Regions from separate parts of the Homo sapiens genome. Here region 1 is linked to region 2. Evidence: chromatin contacts called from ENCODE POLR2A ChIA-PET data. All regions are on one chromosome and are shown on one strand. Each heading gives the region's core, a stretch centred on a gene start or an enhancer-like site at or near the end of the contact. The rest is flanking DNA. Distances are from core to core; before and after follow the strand shown.

Evidence for each region. ChIA-PET counts read pairs that join two places held with the same protein, here RNA polymerase II (POLR2A).
Region 1: POLR2A ChIA-PET joins it to region 2 with 12 read pairs in activated B cell. The contact joins two enhancer-like sites. POLR2A ChIA-PET finds 5 or more read pairs at or near these places in 5 of 52 experiments (PC-9, activated B cell, activated CD4-positive, alpha-beta T cell and 1 more).

The regions. Positions count from the first base shown.
Region 1 is chr1:151,022,543-151,027,119 of GRCh38, forward strand. PRUNE1 (prune exopolyphosphatase 1) reads left to right here. Exons shown (of 8, transcript NM_021222.3): 4 at 2,069-2,253; 5 at 2,973-3,131. It also overlaps the pseudogene RNU6-884P. Among named protein-coding and RNA genes, the nearest start is that of BNIPL, 12 kb to the right of the region's middle. Within about 2 kb of position 2,194, at least 10 of the 41 ENCODE cell types and tissues checked have a DNase peak (open chromatin) inside an H3K27ac peak, as active enhancers do.
Region 2 is chr1:150,367,238-150,371,824 of GRCh38, forward strand. All of the region lies in intron 1 of RPRD2 (regulation of nuclear pre-mRNA domain containing 2), which reads left to right. Among named protein-coding and RNA genes, the nearest start is that of RPRD2, 5.4 kb to the left of the region's middle. Within about 2 kb of position 2,139, at least 2 of the 41 ENCODE cell types and tissues checked have a DNase peak (open chromatin) inside an H3K27ac peak, as active enhancers do.

The DNA of each region.
Region 1 (4,577 bases), core at 944-3,443, 660 kb after region 2:
CGAGTAGCTGGGACTACAGGTGTGCCCGCCACCACACCTGGCTAATTTTTGTATTTTTAGTAGAGACAGGGTTTCACCGTGTTAGCCAGGATGGTCTCGATCTGACCTCGTGATCCGCCCGCCTTGGCCTCCCAAAGTGCTGCGATTACAGATGTGAGCCACCATGCCCAGCCTTTATTTTTTATTTTAAATATATATATTTTTTTTTTATGGAACAGTTCACAAATGTGCATGTCATCCTTGCTCAGCGGCCATGCTAATCTTCTCTGTGTCATTCCAATTTTAGCGCATGTGCTGCTGAAGTGAGCACTGATCTCAGTCTTGAAAGAGGACTAGGTGTTTGCTTGGTGAATTGGGAGGGAGGAGGGAAGGTGGTTAGGAAAGGCATTCCAGGCAGAGGGAGTAATTAATAGAATCAAATGCAGGCAGGCGTGAAATAGCATGGTGAGCTAGGGGAAATGGAATTTGTTTTGCACAGCTGGAGCATAAAATTTGAGGGAGAAGTAGGACATGGAAAAAGATGAGACAGAGGGGGCAGGCAGGAGGCAGATTATGGAGGCCTCATAGGCCCTTCTAAGGTGATTGGATTTTATTTTAGGCCGTGGGGAACTATTTTAAATTATATTCTGGGTCCTAAAAGAATCAGATTTTCTTTTTTCAAATGATCATTCAGGCCACTTTGTGAAGGACAGCCCAGGAGGGCTCTTGGTTGGAAGCAGGTGATTGGTTAAGAGACTACTGGAATAGTCCAGACGAGAGATATTGAGGGCCTAGAGTGGGGCAGTAACAGAGAGTTAGAAACTAGGGCATGGATAGGAATTAAGATAGAATTCACAGGACCTGGTGACCCACATGGAATCTAAGTATTGAGTGGGTTATAAAAATAGGAGAGATTTGCTGGGCGCGGTGGCTCATGCCTGTAATCCCAGCACTTTGGGAGGCCGAGGCGGGCGGATCACGAGGTCAGGAGTTCGAGACCAGCCTGGCCAATATGGTGAAACCCCGTCTCTACTAAAAATACAAAAATTAGCTGGGCCTGGTGGTGGGCGCCTGTACTCCCAGCTACTTAGGAGGCTGAGGCAGGAGAATTGCTTGAACCTGGGAGGCGGAGGTTGCAGTGAGCCAAGATTGCACCACTGCACTCCAGCCTGGGCGACACAGCGAGATTCCGTCTTAGAAAAAAAAAAAAAAAGGAGAAATTTAGATGTTGGGTATCAAGGGTGTCAAGGGTATAGGGTTGGAAAGGCAACGCTAAAGGACAGCAAATGTGGGGGTAAGATATTTGCAGCAGATGCTTCACAGAATTTGCTTATACACTATTTAAAGATGACTCCAATTATAACATTAAAGAAAAGAATTGCTGGGCGCGGTGGCTCACGCCTGTAATCCCAGCTCTTTGGGAGGCCAAGGCGGGCAGATCACGAGGTCAGGAGTTCGAGACCAGCCTGACCAACATGGTGAAACCCCATCTTTACTAAAAATACAAAAAAAAAAATTAGCCGGGTTTGGTGGCACGTGCCTTGTAATCCTGGTTACCCAGGAGGCTGAGGCAGGAGAATCACTTGAACCCGGGAGGTGGAGGTTGCAGGAGCCGAGATCGTGCCATTGCACTCCAACCTGGGCAACAGAGTGAGACTCCGTCTCAAAAAAAAAAAAAAAAAAGAATTGAGAGGAGTTAGGCAGAGGTAAAAGTAACCAAAGGTCAGTTTTAAATGCTTGCCTGGCAGATCACCTGAGGTCAGGAGTTTGAGACCAGACTGGCCAACATGGCGAAACCCCATCTCTACTAAAAATACAAAAAAATTAGCTGGGCATGTTGGCAGGCGCCTTTAATCCCAGCTACTCAGGAGGCTGAGGCAGGAGAATCGCTTGAACCCGAGATGCAAAGGTTGCAGTGAGCCAAGAACGCACCATTGCACTCTAGCCTGGGCGACAAGAGTGAAACTCCGTCTCAAAAAAAAAAAGACATCTGCATTTTCCTTGATGTGTGGGGTAGAGGTTGGCTAGAAGCAGCTGGAGTGTCCGTACCTATCTTTCTTCCTCTTTTCCCATACCCTCCCCTCCACAGAAGTGACACAGCCCTAGAGGAGGCAGTAGCAGAGGTGCTAGACCATCGACCCATCGAGCCGAAACACTGCCCTCCCTGCCATGTTTCAGTTGAGCTGGTGGGGTCCTGTGCTACCCTGGTGACCGAGAGAATCCTGCAGGGGGCACCAGAGATCTTGGACAGGCAAACTGCAGCCCTTCTGCATGGTAAGGGTGGCTTTTGGATTGGGACCTCAGTAGTTCTATTCCTGTCCCTGAGAAGGGAGGGTGGAAAAGTCTAGACGCTTCCAGCCTAACCATATGCTCTCAGAGCCATTCAGCTCATACCAAAAGATAGGATTCTTTCAGGGGACAATTGAGCATGTGTTTAAAGGCCTGTGGGATACTTGTTGGAGAAAGTAGAAAGGAAGTGCAGGGCAACAGACCAAGAAGCTTCCTATTGGCATCATTTTATGATGGAAGGAGGATTAGCTAAAGAAGCAGGAAACAGATTCCAATACCAATTCCTCCAGGAAATAGGTGACCTTGAGCAAATCTCTTAACCTTTCTTGTTCTCATTTTTCCACTTGTAAAAAAAAAGAGAGAGAGAGTGAGTTGGACTAGACTGTCTTTTCCAACTTAGAAGATTCTTTGATGGGATTTGGCCTACTGAAGAGGTGTATCTCTGTCTGACTAGGCTGTAAAATCTCCAAGGTTTGAGATGCTCAGGCTTTCTTTCTACCTTTTCCCCATTTCCCTTCCTACATTTTAGTTTGGATTTGGGAGGTCTGAGGACACTGTCCATCCCAGTTTCTCATTTTGCTTTCAGAGATTTTGCTATACAAATCTCCTTGTGTGTGTCCATTTGGTGTGAAGGTTATATATGTTCTGGTGGTTGTGTGTGAAGGGTCACAGGATTCAAGTTCCACCATCTCCCTTCTCCACAGGAACCATCATCCTGGACTGTGTCAACATGGACCTTAAAATTGGAAAGGCAACCCCAAAGGACAGCAAATATGTGGAGAAACTAGAGGCCCTTTTCCCAGACCTACCCAAGAGAAATGATATATTTGATTCCCTACAAAAGGCAAAGTTTGATGTATCAGGTATGAAATGTTAGCTGACTTTTCTGCCTCCCAGATAAGAAAACAGAAAGGCAAGCCTTGTTCATTATATTATTTTTTTTTTTTTGAGACAGAGTCTTGCTCTGCCACCCAGGCTAGAGTGCAGTGGCACAATCTTGGCACACTGCAACCTCGACCTCCTGGGTTCAAGCGATTCTCCTGCCTCAGCCTCCCGAGTAGCTGGGATTACAGGCGCCCACCACCACGCCCAGCTAATTTTGGTATTTTTAGTAAAGATCGGGTTTCACCATGTTGACCAGGCTGGTCTTGAACTCTGAAGCTCAGGTGATCTGCCCGCCTGGGCCTCCCAAAGTGCTGGGATTACAGGCATGAGCCACCGCGCCTGGCCAATTATTTAAATTTTATACCAGAAAGAAATGAAGTACCATATTAGCCTAAGCATGAAATAATCAGTCATTTACTGGATTGTTCTATCCTGGCTCTTGGTTAGGATGAGGAGGAATGTATTAAGAGCCTCAGAAGGGCCAGACGCAGTGGCTCACGCCTGTAATCCCAACACTTTGGGAGGCCGAGGTGGGCAGATCACCTGAGGTCAGGAGTTCAAGACCAGCCTAGCTAACATGGTGAAACTCCGTTTCTACTAAAAATACGAAAAATTAGCTGAGCGTGGTGGTGTGTGCCTGTAATCCCATCTACTCAGGAGGCTGAGGCAGGAAAATCGCTTGAACCCGGGAAGTGGAGGTTGCAGTGAGCCGAGATTGCGCCATTGTACTCCAGCTTGGGCAACGACAGCGAAACTCCGTCTCAAAAAAAAACAAAAAGAGCCTCATAGGTTCCAGTCTATTCAGAGAATACAGGACATATATATAAAATATGCTGAGAGTATACTAAATTATCAGAGTGAAATCTATAGAATTGGTTAGGGAGGCAAAAGAAATATTTTGTGAGTAAACAAAAGATGAAGAGAACCCAAAAAAAACTGTATTCTTGTACTCAGCTACCACCTGTTGACATAAAAAGGAAGAAAGAAAGAAAGAACTCACATGTAAACAGTATAGGAAGAGGGAAAGATAAAAAGTAAAAGCCTCTGTTCTGGGTTTCATCCTTCTCTCCAAAGTTACTTGCTCTAAAGGTACCTATTGTCACCAGTTATTTAAGATGGCTTTTGATTATGTGATTACATTTTCTTTCTTTCTTTTTTTTTTTTTTTTTTGAGACAGAGTCCAGGTTCAAGTGATTCTCCTGCTTCAGCCTCCTGAGTAGCTGGGATTACAAGTGCCCGCCACCACACCCAGCTAATTCTTTGTATTTTTAGTAGAGACAGAGTTTCATCATGTTGACCAGGCTGGTCCCAAACTCCTGACCTCAGGTGATCCGCCCACCTCAGCCTCCCAAAGTGCTGGGATTACAGGCCTGAGTCACCGCGCCCGGCTATGATTACATTTTCAATTATCTCCCCCATTCATT
Region 2 (4,587 bases), core at 889-3,388:
TAAATAAAGCGTTTTGAGAGAAATATTCAGCAGAATGGTGTGGGGCGCAATGAAAACAGTTTATGCATGGGCCTTGTTTTCATTTAAGTTCTTATTTCTTTACAGTTATACTTAGTTTACTCTGAGTTTGGTTTCTAAGTCAGCTTTAGGAAAAATTGTGAAGCAGGTATCTTTGGACTCTGAGTTTGGTTTCTAAGTCAGCTTTAGGAAAAATTGTGAAGCAGGTATCTTTGGCATTCCCAGCCTTTCTGTCCATTTTCCTGATGCCACTTTGCTTCTCTTTTTTCTTCTGACATCCGTTATTTAGTAATTTATATTTATATTTAGACCTCAGTATAAATTTAAGTAACTATTAGATTCCAGAGATATTTTAATTTTATCCTTTATTTCAGTGTGTAATGAGACTTTTGTTCATATAAAAGGAAATAATTTAGAGAAATAGGCTATCTAAGGATATGTTCCAGAGATATTTTTATTTTATCCTTCTTTACTTTTTTTTTTTTGAGATGGAGTCTCGCTCTGTCGTCCAGACTGGAGTGCAGTGGCGCGATCTCAGCTCACTGCAACCTCCACCTCCAGGGTTCAAGCAATTCTCCTGCCTCAGCCTCCCAAGTAGCTGGGATTACAGGCACGCACCACCACGTCCAGCTAATTTTTGTATTTTTAGTAGAGACAGGGTTTTACCATGTTGGCCAGGGTGGTCTCGAACTCCTGACCTCAGACCATCATTTTCTAAGGTGATCTTTCTGTAGCATAAACAAATGTCATTCCTCTGCTTTAAAACCCTGCAGTGATATCCCATTGCAACAAGTTGAAGGTCTGAATTTCTTTTACATTGATCTGTAAGTCCTGTACCATCTGCTCTGCCTACCTCGGGCTTCTTCACATCCTGCCTCCTTCTCATTGTTTAGATCAAATCTCAACTATTACCTCCTCAGAAAGACCTACTTTGATCACCTTATTTCTTGTTTTTTTTTTTTTTTTTTTAATACGGAGTCTTAATAGATTTTTTTAAATTACATGTATCTGTTTTTTATTTATTTTAAATTAATTTAATTTAATTTAATTTTTTTGAGATGGAATTTCGCTTTGTCGTCCAGTCTGGAGTGCGGTGGCGTGATCTCAGCTCACTGCAACCTCTTCCTCCCAGGTCAAAGTGATTCTCTTGCCTCAGCCTCCTGAGTAGCTGGGATTACAGGCGTGCACCACTAAGCCCAGCTAATTTTTTTTTTTTTTTTTTTTTGAGACAGAGTTTCACTCTTTTCACCCATGCTGGAGTATAATGGCACGATCTCAGCTCACTGCAACCTCCGCCTCCCAGGTTCAAGTGATTCTCCTGCCTCAGCCTCCCAAGTAGCTGGAATTACAGGCATGCGCCACCATGCCTGGCTAATTTTTGTATTTTTAGTAGACGCAGGGTTTCACCATGTTGGCCAGGCTGGTCTTGAACTCTGGACCTCAGGTGATCCACCTGCCTCTCAGCCTCCCAAAGTGCTGGGATTACAGGTGTGAGCCGCCGCACCCGGTACCTGGCTAATTTTTGTATTTTTTGTAGAGACAGGGTTTCACCATGTTGGCCAGGCTGGTTTTGAACTCCTGATCTCAGGCGATCTACCCACCTCAGCCTCCCAAAGTGTTGGAATTACAGGCGTGAGCCACTGCACCCGGCTTCGCTTTATTTCAAGTAGTGCCTTCAATTGCTGTCACATCATCTTATTTTCAGTATATGATATTACCTTGTTTGTTACACGTTTATTGTCTGGCTTCCCTCCACCAGATGACAAGTTTGTCTTATTTGTTGCCCTGTCCCCAAACAACTAGGATAGTGCTGGCGTACAGTTAGCAATCAGTAAATGTTTGCCAACATAATGTGAAATAGCTAATCAAGAACTTAAGGAACAGAATTGCTTTAATTTCTGTTTATCAGAAGGAAGCATTTATAATTTAGTGAAAGAAATTACAGGTGCAGCAGTTGGAGGCATATGGACTTGATGTGCAATTTGCCCAGATTATCATTTCTGTACTTCGTTCTTCTTTCTCTCTTTTCTGTGGGGAGGTGGGGGAGGGACAGAGTCTGGCTCTGTTGCCCAGGCTGGAGTGCAGGGCATGATCTCCGCTCACTGCAACCTCCGCCTCCTGGGCTCAAGCAATCCTGCCACCTCAGCCTCCTGAGTAGCTGGAACCATGCCACCACACCTGGCTAATTTTTTTTTTTTTTTTTTTTTTTTTTTTTTTTTGAGACGGAGTCTTGCTCTGTCGCCCAGGCTGGAGTGCAGTGGCGCGATCTCGGCTCACTGCAAGCTCCGCCTCCCGGGTTCACGCCATTCTCCTGCCTCAGCCTCCCGAGCAGCTGGGACTACAGGCGCCCGTCACCGCGCCCAGCTAATTTTTTTTTTTTTTTTTTTGTATTTTTAGTAGAGACGGGGTTTCACCGTGGTCTGGATCTCCTGACCTCATGATCCGCCCGCCTCAGCCTCCCAAAGTGCTGGGATTACAGGCGTGAGCCACTGTGCCCGGCCTACACCTGGCTAATTTTTATGTTTTTGTTTTTGTTTTTTTTTGATGCAGAGTCTCACTCTGTCGCCTAGGCTGGAGTACAGTGGCGGAATCTCGGCTCACTGCAACCTCCATCTCCCGGGCTCAAGTGATTTTCATGCCTCCGCTTCCTGAGTAGCTGGGATTACAGGCACATGCCACCACGCCCAACTAATTTTTGTATTTTTTAGTAGAGATGGGGTTTCACCATGTTGGCCAGACTGGTCTCAAACTCCTGACTTCAAGTGATTCGCCCACCTCAGCCTCCCAAAGTGCTGGGATTACAGGCGTGAGCCACCACGCCCGGCCAAATTTTTATGTTTTTTGTAGAGACGAGGTATTGCCATGTTGCCCAGGCTGAACTCTTGGGCTCAAGCTATCTGCCTGCCTTGGTCTCCCAAAGTGGTAGGATTACAGGCGTGAACCACCAGGCCCAGACCTTCTTTCCCATTTTTAATGGTAAAATGGGAATCAATATGGAAAAATATAAAAGAGGCCTGTGTTAACATGTTAACTCCGGTCACTTAATACTGGATGACACTTTGCAAAGTACTTAAACTGTGAACCTCAGTTTTTCATCTATAAGTAGTTCTGTACCTGTAGATGAAAGTTCTACAATCTACAAGTAGAGATAATTCTGTCTGGAATTTACATTCCAGACACTGTCTACAGTGCTGGAAATTACATTCCCAGTTTGTGAGAGACGAATTGGACTAGCCTCTCTGTAGTAAATTAGCATATGCTTTGAAGAACTAGGAGGACAAAATGGAAAATATTGTGTTAATGACATCCATTTTGTCTTTTTTTTTTTTTTTTTTTTGAGACATATTCTTGTTCTGTCACCCAGGCTGGAGTGCAGTGGCATGATCTTGACTCACTGCAACCTCTGCCCCCTGGGTTCAAGTGATTCTCCTGCCTCAGCCTGCCAAGCAGTTGGGATTACAGGTACACACACCACACCCAGCTAATTTTTTGTATTTTTTTGTAGAGATGGGGTTTTGCCATGTTTGCCAGTCTGGTCTCAACCTCCTAAGCTCAAGCAGCCCACCCTCCTTGGCTTCCCAAAGTGCTGAGATTACAGGCATGAGCCACCGCACTCTTCTTAGCTATTTTTCATAGAAACTTTATGTATAAAAATAGAAGGGTAATGACACACCACCTTTCTACTGATCTCCCCACTTCAGTAGTTATCACATAACAGTCTTTTTTCACCTATCTCCTTCACTTTACCTCCTCTCCCTTAGTACTTTGAAGTAAATCTCAATGCAAGCTGGTATGTTTTTCAAAATGAAACATATAAACATGGACTAGAAAAAAATCTCTTCATACAGGATTTGGTTTTGCAGAGAATTTACAAAGTACGGTTAATGTATGCCAATGGTTTCTCAGTTTGGATATCGAGATCCTTAGATGGACCATGAAGCTGGTAATAATTTTATAGCTAACTTTTGTTAAGTGCTTACTATATGCCAGGCACTGTTCTAAGCATTTTACGTGTATTCATTCATTCAGTTCTCACAACTCTTTTAATTAGGTATTATTATGATCTCCATTTTACAGATTAGAAAACAGAGGCACAAAGAGGTTTTTTGTTTTTGTTTTTGTTTTTGAGACGGAGTCTCTCTCTGTCACCCAGGCTAGAGTGCAGTGGCACGATCGTGGCTCACTGCAAGCTCCGCCTCCCGTGTTCACTCCATTCTCCTGCCTCAGCCTCCTGAGTAGCTGGTAGCTGGGACTACAGGCACCCACCACCAGGCTGGCTAATTTTTTGCATTTTTGGTAGAGATGGGGTTTCACTGTGTTAGCCAGGATGGTCTCGATATCCTGACCTTGTGATCCGCCCGTCTTGGCCTCCCAAAGTGCTGGGATTACAGGCATGAGCCACCGTGCCCGGCTGTGCCAAGAGGTTAAGTAACTTGCCCGTGGTTACACAGCTAATAGGTGGTGGAGATGGAGACAGAATTCAAACCCAGGCATTCTTGATCTACAGTATACACTCTTACCCACCATCCTACACAGCCTTTCTTATTCATAAAATATTTTCTACAGTGC